Regions from separate parts of the Homo sapiens genome. Here all the other regions are linked to region 1. The links are chromatin contacts, found by Hi-C or POLR2A ChIA-PET in ENCODE. All regions are on one chromosome and are shown on one strand. Each heading gives the region's core, a stretch centred on a gene start or an enhancer-like site at or near the end of the contact. The rest is flanking DNA. Distances are from core to core; before and after follow the strand shown. Region 1 holds the start of ERN1 (endoplasmic reticulum to nucleus signaling 1). Region 2 holds the start of LRRC37A3 (leucine rich repeat containing 37 member A3). Region 3 holds the start of SMURF2 (SMAD specific E3 ubiquitin protein ligase 2).

What was found. Hi-C counts contacts between places; a loop is a spot of excess contacts on that map. ChIA-PET counts read pairs that join two places held with the same protein, here RNA polymerase II (POLR2A). Pooled maps may share reads with other maps.
Region 2: a loop to region 1 is called in a pooled map, with 6 times the contacts of the local background. The contact joins the promoter of LRRC37A3 here to the promoter of ERN1 in region 1. A Hi-C loop is called at or near these places in 5 of 50 pooled maps. POLR2A ChIA-PET finds 5 or more read pairs at or near these places in 2 of 52 experiments (H1 and activated T-cell).
Region 3: a map of CD4-positive, alpha-beta T cell shows a loop between it and region 1 (2.9-fold over the local background). The contact joins the promoter of SMURF2 here to the promoter of ERN1 in region 1. A Hi-C loop is called at or near these places in 3 of 168 maps with a recorded cell type or tissue (CD4-positive, alpha-beta T cell, CD8-positive, alpha-beta T cell and naive thymus-derived CD4-positive, alpha-beta T cell) and 10 of 50 pooled maps. POLR2A ChIA-PET finds 5 or more read pairs at or near these places in 1 of 52 experiments (activated CD4-positive, alpha-beta memory T cell).

Annotation. Positions count from the first base shown.
Region 1 is chr17:64,128,057-64,132,248 of GRCh38, forward strand. It overlaps ERN1 (endoplasmic reticulum to nucleus signaling 1), which reads right to left and starts at 2,088. Exons shown (of 22, transcript NM_001433.5): 1 at 1,920-2,088. The coding sequence starts at 1,973. RefSeq lists silencers at 1,599-2,048, 2,139-2,268 and enhancers at 2,689-2,888, 2,939-2,988, 3,893-3,952.
Region 2 is chr17:64,917,657-64,921,848 of GRCh38, forward strand. LRRC37A3 (leucine rich repeat containing 37 member A3) reads right to left here and starts at 1,822. Exons shown (of 15, transcript NM_199340.5): 1 at 1,775-1,822; 2 at 1,094-1,214. RefSeq lists silencers at 1,172-1,551, 1,622-1,711, 1,812-2,031 and enhancers at 1,647-2,147, 2,223-2,724, 2,725-3,224.
Region 3 is chr17:64,660,457-64,664,648 of GRCh38, forward strand. SMURF2 (SMAD specific E3 ubiquitin protein ligase 2) reads right to left here and starts at 1,851. Exons shown (of 19, transcript NM_022739.4): 1 at 1,373-1,851. The coding sequence starts at 1,424. RefSeq lists silencers at 1,345-1,544, 1,595-1,994 and an enhancer at 2,145-2,703.

The DNA.
Region 1 (4,192 bases), core at 838-3,337:
AGTGACTCCATCTCTGCAACCTCTGCCTCCCAGGTTCGGGTGATTCTCCTGCCTCAGCCTCCCCAGTAGCTGGGATTACAGGCCTGCGCTACCACGCCCGGCTAATTTTTTTTTTTTTTTTTTTTTGTATGTTTAGTAGAGACAAGGTTTCACCATGTTGGCCAGGCTGGTCTCAAACTCCTGACCTCAAGTGATCCACCCACCTCAGCCTCCCAAAGTGCTGGGATTACAGGCATGAGCCACCGGGCCCGGCCTGACCTTTCACCTAAATATAGTTACGCTAAACTATAACCTTTTGATAAGGGTCTGGAATATTTTATCATGAACTCTGAGAAGTTTGGATTTCTAAATACAAATTGGAAATATTTACACGAACTGAAACTATAGTTCCAACTACAGCTAAATCGTTATTTTTGGCTCTTTAGCCTAAGTTATTCAATAACCAAACACTAGAATCCAGTGACAAAGTAGCAAAAGGAAAGATGTGGCAAAGGAAACCATTATACACCTATCCCTTGACGTTATGAAATGATCGAATTCATGTCAAACATTTGGTCATTCTGCTTATACCTTCGTTTGTGAACAGATGCCAGGCAGTAGTTACCAATCCAAGGTGAGGTGCTCAAGTTCAAAACCTGACCTTAGTTGTAAAAGTGGGGTTTTTATTTGAAAGAAAAACTTAACTTCCACAAGTTCTATTATAAAGAGTCTACAAATTTTCCTTTATTTAAAAAAAAAAACCCTGAATTTGAAAAAGGCAACCTTATTTATTTACTTCTCCTGTTTCCAAATTCTTGTTACTCCAAGAGTACAGACAGTTATTTACCTAAAATGCAAAACCTCCAAAGAGTTCACACGGTGGCTGGCACTCAGGCACACACATGTCAGTGCTCTACTGGGACACCTGGTACATGATATCCCTATTAAAGAGTACACAGTACCTTTAAAGAGGTCATTAAACAGAACACGGACAAATTTGCCACGCTCACATCCTGAACAATACATTTTGTGAAAAACATTCGCTAATTTAGGTTCTTCCAACCAGAAGAAAAAAAAAAGCCAAGTCTCCCACAAAGTGCCCCCAAATCCACAGCTGAGTGAAGGTCATAAAGAGTTAAATGAATGTAAACCAGGCCCTATCATTCGTCTCCTCCAGAAAAAGATGAAAAGACATTTCTGATGGCCCCAGGTGCTCTCCCACGAGGAGACAGTCTTTCATTTGAGGTTCTGAAGCGGCCTCACCTCGAACCCATGCGGGATCTTCCAAGAGTGCAATTCCCACAGCTCCACTTGCTCAAGGAAGTCTCGGTGCACAGAAGGAAGCCTGCAGCCTCCCAGTACCAAGAAACCGGCAGGGCAAGTGGCAGAAGCCAGCTCTCGGGTGAGAGTCCTTACTCCCTGTTGCATTCGTTCCCCAAAGTTTTCGAATTTTTAAAAAGTTCAAACAAGGATTCGAAGCGCAGGACAGACCCTTCCCCTGGATCCCAACGCCCTTTCGGCTCCTCCGCGGCCCCCGCCAGGCAGCGCCGGCGCCCGCCCGCGAGGAGGAGGGTCCCGCAGGTGGGCGGCCTCCTCAGGCCGGGGCCTTCTGGGACCCCCAAGTGCCGTGCAGGACGCCACGAAGTTGCGCCCGAGCCCGCGGGGTCCGGGGAGCCGCTGCCCGTGACAGCCGCGCTGGCTTGGGAGGCTCTTCGGGCGGCCGACGCCTCGGTGGGGCCGCGACTCCCGTCAGGGAAGCTCTCCCGGCCCGGTGCCGCCTCCTACGCCCGGCCCGAGCCTCCCACGGCTGGGCTCACGGGGCATCTGGCCGCCGCCGTCGCGCTCCCAGCTCGGACTCCAGCCCCGGCGCCGCGACGCTGCCCCGGCCCCGACCCGGCCGTCGCGAGCTGTCCTCCACCCCACGCTCCCCGGTCACTCACCCCGAGGCCGGGCAGCAGCAGCGTCAGCAGCAGCAGCAGCCGCCGGGCCGGCATGGCGAGGACTCGGCCCTGGCTCCGGGGGCGGTACGGACAGAGGACGGGGCGGGGGCGCCGCGACGACAGCGAGGCGGTGACCGAGCCTCAGCGGACGCAGAACTGACTAGGCAGCGGCGGCACCCCCATTCCCGGCCCTATAAGCGCTGGGTGCCGCGGCTTCTTCCGGTCGGGGCGGAGTTGCGGGCGGGGACGGGGCGGGGCCAATCTAGGGGCGTGTTCGGGGCGGAGATGGGGGCGGGCCGAGGGCGTGCCCCGGGCGGGGATGTGGGAGGGGCTGGCTCGGGGCGGGGCCGAAGGCGGTGCTGGCATCTGGCTGGCTTCGCTCATGAGGCGTCGGCGGCTGTAAAGGACCAGGCCTCGGCATCCAGCGTCTGGGGGCGCTGGGGGATCGAGGCGCGAAGCTTGTCTGTGGCTGGGAAAGACCGGCAATGCCCCACCAGGCCGTCCCATTAACCCTGCCGAGGGACCTGCCGCGTCAGACTTCATCGGGGAAAAGGGCGGGACACGGGCGGTCCCGGGTGCCTAGAAGCCTCCTTTTCGTCTTTCCGCCGTGGTGGAATCATCCGCAAGGTTTACCGAGGCGACCTCCGGAGCGAAGGTTTCAGCAGCTACCGGAGGCTTCCAGCAAACACGGCGCAGCTGCCCCGCGCGGCAGTCGCAGTGTTCACAGCCCTAGGGTTCTCCAGCTGTGCCTCGTCTTCTCTGGGGCCCCTTTCTTCCTTTTCCTTGCCCTCAGGAATTCCCCTCAAGTCATATCCACCAGCCATCACTTCCGCTTGGAATGAACCACGGCCAAGTCACTCACCAAAAATTATAAGGAGGAAACCATTTCGGCCACTTGTGTCACGTGCGTTGATGTGACACGTGTGGATGTGAAGTTTGAGATGGTCTGCGTCACAACTCGTTGGAGGGAGTGGGTGGGTTGAGGCCTCCTGCAAGGTCTATGTGAGGGTGTGGAGTACTAATTAGAGTTAAAGAGCTCGGCAGCTGTTTGGTCACTGGCACTGGCCTCCACTGAGAGGGACATGGGTAGGGAGGACACGTCTTTTGCAAGGAAAGACAGTAAACTGAGATTTGGAGCCCAGGGAAAGGTATCTAACTTATCCTAGGAGAAAAAGAAAACGGCTATGAAATTCTCTAATTTTTCCTGACTTGCTTATATGAGAGCCTAAGATTTTTCAGGTTTGAAGGAAAAGAATAAGCACTCCTAGACAAAACAACAAAGTAGTAGTGGGGGACTGGCCAAATGTCCAGTCTGTGTGCATTGTGGTCAATCTTATCCAACTAAAACAGACCAAAATGACAGTAAGCCCAAATCCTGCAAATAGAGCTCCCCATTCCTAACCCCCTAGGCCTGGATTACAGTGAAGGGACTAAGTCCTACCGCATGCTGGAGACTCCAACACATCTCTGTAAGAGTGGGAAGAATCTTGGCAACTGTGAAAACAGTAGAGACATTTTGAAAAGTGTTACCTGAATGTCTAAATGCAAACAGAGGTTTGGGATTGGCAGAGAGATGTACTGAGAGGCCCAGCACTCCTGAGCAGTATAGCCGGGCTTCCAGGGAGGCCTACAGCCCTGAAACTGGGAGGAGCTCTTTATTTCTTGACCTTTTATCTTTTCTTTTTAGAGATGAGGTCTCACGGTGTTGCCCAGGCTGCTCTCAAACTCCTGGGCTCAAGAGATCCTCCCCAGTAGCTGGGACTTCAGGTGTGCCCCACGACACCTGGCTTGGGAGGACCTCTTTAGTGATTACCTGTCCAGTTTGCCAGCTGACAACAGCATCTGTTAGACCCTGTATACTTGACTTAAAAGAGAAGCTTGACTGAAAAATGTCACTTTCACATCCCCCCCTCTGGTGCTTTTTCTCAAACAGAGTAAGTCTAGGAGGGGAAAATTTGCTGTACTGGAACTCTGGCAGCCCTTTTACAATTCAAAATGTCACTGTGACCCTGTAACATCAGCAGATGAAACACAAAGGGGAATGCTGACCTCAATTTCACTCATAAATCAGTTTTAAAGATCGTAGAAAGAAAAAAAATCTGTTCCAAGAAGCCTGGACAGTTAGGTATTATTTATCTTACACTCAGTTGGACCAAATCCCCAGGGCTTAATTGCACTGTTACATGTTCTCTGAATTTCTTTCTTTTTTTTTTTTTTTTGAGACAGAGTTTCACTCTTTTGCCCAGGCTAGAGTGCAGTGGCACGATCGTGGC
Region 2 (4,192 bases), core at 572-3,071, 790 kb after region 1:
ATTAAAATACCTATTTAAAAGTCAAACAGGCCGGGCGCGATGGCTCACACCTGTAATCCCGGCACTATGGGAGGCCGAGGCCGGCGGATTACCTGAGGTCAGGAGTTCAAGACCAGCCTGGCCAACATGGTGAAACCCTGTCTCTACTGAAAATACCAAAAATTCGCCAGGCGTAGTGGCGGGCGCCTGTAATCCCAGCCACTCAGGAGGCTGAGACAGGAGAATCGCTTGAACCTGGGAAGCGGAGGTTGTGGTGAGCTGAGATCGCGCCACTGCACTCCACCCTGGGCAACAAGAGCGAAACTCTGTCTCAAAACTAAATAAATAAAGTCAAACAGTACATGAAAAAATAATATGATCAAGAGAGGTTCACTGCAAGAATGTAAGGGTGAATCAATATAAGATCTACTAATATAATTCTATGAATATACACTACTGTAATTAATATGTAGCATGCAGGAGGAAAACTATATGATCATCTTAAAAGATGCTAAGATGTCATTTAACAAAATATAATAGCCATATCTGATTTAAAAAAAAAAAACTTAAACAGAAAAAAAATTGAAATAGGTGAATATACTCAACACATTAAAGGTCTCAAACCAACAGTTAACCATTAAATATCTGCAACAGTTCCATTAAATTGGGATAGCATACTAAGATGCCTATCATTATAACTAACATTTGACATTGTTTTGGAGGAGGTGGTAGGGAATGCAATTTTTTTCTTTTTTCTTTATTACCCAGGTTCCCATCAATGGTAAAGGCAATGTAATTTGAAGAGAAAAAGGAGACATAAATATAAGAAAATCAGATGTGTACATGATTCATGTTTGCAGATGACAAAACTTTATTCCTAGAATAAAGTTATTCCAATCAAAGCAAAAGCTACAAGAAACAATTAGAAAAAAGAATAGGTGGCTGAATTCAAAATTAATTTTTTAAATTAATGAGTTTTCAACTAGAAGCCCCCTAGCAGAGCAGGTATTTTCATAGACAAATTAAAGATTAAATAAGATATCATGGCATAAGTGAAAATATTTAACAAATAAATTATACTTCATCCAATTTTGTAAAAAATACATACATATACCTGTGCCAGGTGCAGTGGCTCACGCCTATAATCCCAACACTTTGGGAAGCTGAGGCGGGCGGATCGCCTGAGCTCAGGAGTTCGACACCAGCCTGGGCAACACGGTGAAACTCCATCTCTACTAAAAAATACAAAAAATTAGCTGGGTGTGGCAGCGAGCACCTGTAGTGACTACACCACTTTGTTGACGGCCGTCCGGACCTGCAGCTGTCCGGGCCAGGTGGCTGCCCCCGCCTCCCCCCGGCCGGGGCGCTGGTGCTGGGGTGGGGCTGGCGGCGGCGGCGGCTTTCTCCGGCTACTGCTGCCCCCCCTGGGCGAGCTCAGCCGCGTCTTGGGCGCCACCTCAGCCTGGGCGGCGGCCCACCTGCCCCGGCTGCTGCCGCGGTGCCGCGAGCGGAACCCCGGATGGGTCCGGACGTGGGCGGCGGCGGCGGCGGCGGGGCCGGGGCGCAGCGCTCCGCAGAGGGAGCCGCGGGCTGCTTGGTCGGCCTGCCCCGCCGGCCCCTCATGTTGGAACCGAGGCGGAGGGAGAAGGGAAAGCGGCCGGGAAGGGGCGGGCGCAATGGGCGCAGTGGGGGCGGCCGGGGCCGGGTGGGGAGGCCAGAGGGGCAGGGCAGGAGGGGCCCGGCCTGCGGAAGCGGTTGGAGGGAGAAGGCTCAATCCGAATGGCTGGGGCCTCACTGCGGATCGCCTTCAGCCGCCATCTTGTTTCTTCCGTTACCGGAGCGCGGTCACGTGAGCTGAGCAGCCTACGAGCCTGGGACGGGGCGAGGTGGCGCGGCGGCCGCTAGGGGGAGCGCGGGAGCATTGAGTCGGGGGCGGAGAGCCTGGGGCGCCGGGGCTGGGCGCAGCGCGGCGCGGCTGGACTCCGGGCGCGGTGGCGCCGTTGAGAGAGACGCGCAGCTCGCGAAATGCCCCGCGGCTAAGGCCTTCGGAGACCATAGTCTCCGCGGACCCCTGGCTGGAGCCCAAAGCCGGCCGGACCTCCTCCCTGCGTCTCCCCTTCCGCGGCTCGGAGAGGAAGGCAGGAGAGCCCCCAAATATTCCCCTCCCGCCCCCTAGGGAAACTGAAGCTGAAAGAGCCAGCGAAAGAAAAAAAAAGTCTCGGAGTGGGGCGGCCCGAGCGACCTAAGGGACGGGGCAGCGCCAGCGACCGAGGGAAATTAGTCGGGGTGGGGGAACAGGGAGACAAGCCCCCAGAATTTAGGAAACTCCTAAATTCTACTAAAAATACAAAAATTACCTGGGCATGGTGGCGGGTGCCTGTAATCCTAGCTACTGAGGAGGCTGAGGCAGAAGAATCGCTTGAACCCCTGAGGTGGAGGTTGCAGTGAGCCAAGATTGCGCCATTGTACTCCAGCCTGGGCTGCAAGAGTGAGACTCCTTCTCAAAAAATAAAATAAAATAAATCAAGAAAAGTCTGGAAACCATGCCAACTGGTGAAATGAATAAAGAAATAAATGTTGTCTGGACTGAGTGGCTCACACCTCTAATCCCAGTACTTTGGAGGCCGAGGCGGGCAGATCACTTGAGGCCAGGAGTTCAAACCAGTCTGGGCAACATGGTGAAACCCTGTCTTTTCTACAATTGCAAACAAATTAGCCGGACGTGGTGGTGCATGCCTGTAATCCCAGCTACTCGGGATGCTGAGGCCCGAGAATCGCTTGAACCTGGGAGGCAGAGGTTGCAATGAACTAAGATAACGCCACTGCACTCCAGCCTGGGTGACAGAATGAGACTAGGTCTCAAAAAAAAAATTATAATTCAGTAACATAGTCAGTTACAAGATAAACATTGAGCCTGCCTCCTAGGTTCAAGCGATTCTCATGACTCAGCCTCCCGAGTTGCTGAGATTACAGGCGTGTGCCACCATGCCTGGATAATTTTTTGTACTTTTAGTGCAGACGGTGTTTCACCATGTTGGTCAGGCTGGCCTCCAACTCCTGACCTCAAGTAATCCACCCACCTCAGTCTTCCAAAGTGCTGGGATTACAAGCGTGAGCCACTGTGCCCGGCCTCAATTTGGGTTTTTATGGAAGCTTCATTACAGAGTCATTAATGATTACACCGTTGGCCGTTGGTGGTCAGCTTAACCTTCAGCCTCTCTCTCTTTCTCAGAGGTTGAGAGTGGCACTGAAAGCCCTGACCACCAGCCCCAATCCTGAGGCTGTCTAGGAAAGCCTAATCAGTCAATCATTAGCATAAAAAAAAGACTTATTTTGCAGATTCTGAGGGTTTTAGGAATTGTATGCCAGGAACCAGGAAGATCAAATACGTGTTTCACAGTCTCACAGGACCACATAGAGGAGATTGGTCATCAGTGTTTCTCAACAGAAGCGCTTTGGCCTTTTGGACAAGCCAGTTTACACACTGTAGGAAGAAGTTTAGCATCTCTGGGCCCGGATACCAAAGGCTAGTACCAGCCTCATCATTTTTACAACCAAAAAGGTAACCTTGCCCGCTCCCCATACATTCCCACTAGGAGGTGTCAGAACCACTTCCGGCTGAGAACCACTGGAATACATTTTGGAATATCCAAAAAATGTACTTCCATTTTAAGAAAATAATGTGGGATTGGTGTTTTTCATTTTTTAATTATTTGGAGGAAATTGCCAATGACAAGTGCTTGAACAAAAAATCCAAATTACAGACTAGTGTATATATAGTGTGATGTATCCATTCAATTCACTCAGGAAATGTTTATTTAACACTTAAGGTGTGCCATGCACTGTTTCCATTCCACATTCTGTACAGAGTGGGAAAATATTTGTAGTTTATATCCTTTATATGTAAATAAATAGGTCAGTTGCACTTCAAAGCCAACAAATAAAAGTGATCTCTAAATCTAAACCCCAAAGACAATCATTTTTAAACAACTTTAGAATATATCTTGTATATATTGTTTTAATGCATGTGTTCATATATAAACACATTTTATACAAAAACAATCTAATGAGGAAGAAAAATTATACTTTGGGAAAGAAGGAGCCGGGTGCAATGGTTCACGTCTGTAATCCCAGCACTTTGGGAGGCCAAGGGAGGTGAATCACATGGCGCCAGGAGTTCAAGACCAGCCTGGCTGACATAGTGAAACCCCAT
Region 3 (4,192 bases), core at 601-3,100, 530 kb after region 1:
ATGATTCCCTGCAATTTTCCCTAGGGAAAGGAAAACTGCCATGAAAGTAATATATTATTTAAATTGCAGCCAACATACATTCAAGCTAAATTCTCAAATACCAAATTCACTGCAAGTTTTCATCCAGCAAGTTCAGCCAGTGGACTGGGATGTGACACACAGGCATTTAACTACAAAATTAGTCCAAATAAATCTCAAAGTCTAGTGTGGGCAAACATAATTACAGTTTATCCGTACACGTGCACGCACACACAAATCCTCTACGGAAAATTATCTTTCTCACCACTCACCCGAATACAAACGTGGACAATTTATCAGGGGTAAATGGTGAAGGTAGGATAACGCCGTGATTCCAATTCCTTTACAAACCAAATAAAAGTTCTCCTAAAACGGGGGTGGCATGTCCATGTAAGAATACCAAAAATGGCACTGTAAGCAAAACGTACCTGTAATGTTAAAGATTTCATGCACCTGGAATCATAAACACTTTGTAAGTGTAGTCTTCTATCTGGCAACCCCTCCGGACATTCTTTTCCATTTCGAAAAAGGAATGGGGAGGGTGGGGAGAGTAACAGAAAGTTTGCTCGAAAGTTTGTATGAGCACATACTTAGCAATGCACCCCCCCCAAAAAAGTGTGTTTTTAAAGCAGGTCTGGCGTTAGAAGTTAGACACAAGTTCTGCGGCCTAAAAGGAACAACCCCAAACATGCCACCCTACAATCAGACACTTCCAAAACACAGTGTACAATGAGCCCAAGCCGTCGGATCAGACAGGCACACCGGAAAAGTCAACCTGTCTCCTCACCTCAGAGACATGAGTTTAAGGTGTGTGGCCCGGGCAGCGGTGGCCGGCGGCGGGGAGTAAAGGTTTTTCATGCGGGCATAACTGGGTGTGTGCAAGGTAACAACCCGGGAACACACACGCACACCCTCCCGTTAAGCGCTCCATCTTTAAGGAGTGTTTACTGCGCGCAGTCAGCAACCGGATTCAATAATCCTCGCCACGGGAGCTCTTCATCCCCTTCACGATCTCACCTGGGCGGTAGCCCAGGGGCTGTTCCCCGAGCCCCGGGAGGCAGCGTCTGGCTCCTTGACCAAGACTTTCCGACCTGAAATCCGCCTGCGATGCGAACCGGTGTATTCTCCCCTCCACAAAACACCACCCCCCGCCCCGAGTCATCCTCGGCTTTTTAAACAATGTCCAAACCAGAGCAAGTGGTTTTCCAATTACTCTCCCTGAACTAGGCCTTCCCATTCCTCCGACCCCCAACTCATCATTGATCGCGACCCTGGCCCTTCCCAAGGCCACAGGCACCCCCCGCCAGCTCGCCCACCCCGCGGCTGCCCAGCCCGGCCCGCCGCCCCCCCTCACCTGTCAGGCGCAGCTTGACGGGCCCGTTCCTCCGGCCTCCGGGGTTAGACATGTCCCCGGCGGCGGGGGCGGCGGGGGCGGCGGGCGGCACGGGGGCGACGGCGAGGCGCGGCGGAGTCACCACAGCGGCCGGGGCTGGGGCCCGAGCAGCCGGCGCCTCGGCCGCCACGGCCGGAGGGTCCCGGATGTGCCGAGAGTCGTCGCCATGAGCCGCGGAGGGAGCGGGACGCCGAGCTCCCCCCTCCTCCCACTTCTCCTTCCTCGGCCCGGGCCGCACAACAAAGCGGCAGCCGCGGCCGCCCGCGCCGCCTCCGCCCGCGCCCCCGCCGCCTCCTCGCGGCCGCCGAGGCCTTTCCCTCCTCTCGTCTCGGCGAGGCCCAGTAGCCGACGGGGCTGGTCGGCTGAAGCGGGCGGTGCTCGGGGGCGCCGGAGCAGAACTCTGGGCTCGGCCGCTTCCTCCTCCACCCGCCCTCTTGTCTGAGGGACCCGGGACCTGGGGCCGCCGCCGCCACTCGTCGGCTCCGGGGGGCGGGGAGGAGACGGGAGGCGGGGCCGGCGGGGCGGGGCGGGGCCGGGGCGGGGCCGGCGGGCGCGCGCAGGGTGCCCTGGCGGGCACCGGCAGTCAGGGAGGGTGTGAGCTGCCGCCGAGGGTCCCACGCGGAACGCTGGGAGGGAGCAGGCAGGGAGCAAAGCGGCGGCGGGCGCGGCAGCTCTGTGGCACCTGGAGGGGTTTACTGTCCGGGCCACTTAAGGGAGAACTTTTGTCCAAGCAGGGCCAACTGCATTTTATTAGACGCCCACTGCGTGCAGGGCGCTCCGAGAGGCTGGGGCGAGGAAGGTTAGAACCGAGTCCGCTGCCTGCCGGGAACTTGGCGTCTTTCGGGCGAGGGAAGAGAAAGCATTCCCACGCCGATGGTTCCAGCAAAACCCCAGGAATGCTCTGCTCCTGGTCTTGTAGTTGACACCTCCATCCGGGACTCACCTGGTGGAGGAGATCAGGTTACCTGCCGACTCCCGCTCTTTTCAGGTGCAGCCAAGGATGGGGAGATGATACGTCTTAAAGGATTAACAAGATAAACCTTGGAGAGTAATGTATGAAGAGTTGTTCATACGCTACTGTATTTCGTTATCTCAGGAGGAGAAAGAGAAAAGTTTTTAAAAAATGTGTACCTTATCCTTTGACATTGTAACTGTACTGCTAGAAATTTATTTTTTATTTTTTTGTTTTTAGACAGGGTCTCCCTCTGTCGCCCAGGCTGGAGTGCAGTGGTGCGAACACGGCTCACTGCAGTCTCAACTTCCGGGGCTCAGGTGATCCTCCCACCTGAGCCTCTGGAGTAGCTGAGACCACAGTGTGCACCACTACGCCCCACTAATTTTTGTATTTTTAGTAGAGACATGTTTAGTAGAGACGTTTAGGTTTTCCCATGTTGCCCAGGCTGGTCACGAACTCCTGACCTCAAGCGATCAGCCCGCCTCGGCCTCCCAAAGTGCTGGGATTACAGACCTGAGCCACCGCACCGGCCCTATTCTTGACAAATAATCGTACAGAAGATGTTCTTTGCTATATTCCATTAATAACAAAAGGGGAATGAGGGAATAGCATAATAGTCCAGGAACCGCATGGTTTTTTATGCAGCCATGTAACTATTTTTATGAAGATCATATAATATGGAAGAATGTATATGTAATGCAAAGTTTAAAAACAGAATAGAAGTTGTATGCATATACATGCGAAAGTATCTAGCACAATGTAAACTACTAAGGACAATAGCGTGGGGGATTTTTTATGTGATTCGTTAGTTTTGCTTTAGGCTATTATAACATTAATGCAATTTTAAATGTTTTGGATTAATATATTTTAATCCTTATTCCATGCCAGTCATTTCTTTTAATACATCAGTGAACTCACTTCTCCAGATAGTTACCTGCGAGAACATTTCATCAGTTTGGATACAGCCCTACAATTAAAAGTAATCCAAAAAAGTATATGAAGTTCTAGACATCACACTAAAAATACCACAGATAGGCCGGGCACAGTGGCTCACGCCTGTAATTCCAACACTTTGGGAGGCCGAGGTGGGCGGATCATTTGAGGTCAGGAGTTTGAGACCAGCCTGGCCAACATGGTGAAACCCCGTCTGTACTAAAAAAAAATACAAAAAAATTAGCCGGGCCTGGTGGCGCATGCCTGTGGTCCCAGCAATTAGGGAGGCTGAGGCAAGAGAATCGCTTGAACACGGGAGGTTGCAGTGAGCCGAGATCACGCCACTGCACTTCAGCCTGGGTGACAGAGCGAGACTCCATATCAAAAATAAATACATAAATAAATAAAAATTAAAATACCAGAGATAGTGCCAGCAATTCATTCAACAAATATTAAGTGGCCATTTTGTGCAAAGCAATGAACAAGGTCCTTTAGAAATGCTTCCTTGTACTACAAATATATAGAAATCAATGTGAACAATAGCTGCTACCACAATTTAAGAGGGCAGACAGTGGCAAAAAACTTAGCAAACTAATGTACACATACACATTTGCCTTATTTTTACAGCACGCTTTGTTCCCAACCACCCAACTAACATAATTTGTAGCCTTGTATTAGGTAATAGAAGTTAGGATTTCAGAACGTCATGGGAGACCTGGGGGAGACTGCTTGTTTTGAAGTTGAAAGCAGTAAATTAAAAAATGTAAGTGACAGCATAGAAAAATGTATATAGGGTTAACGTGCAGAGGTTTGTATTTAGGCTTTCTTGTAAGGTTAAATCCTGTTGTTTAAAACAAATATTCAGATAAGAATAACACTAAAACCATTCAAGG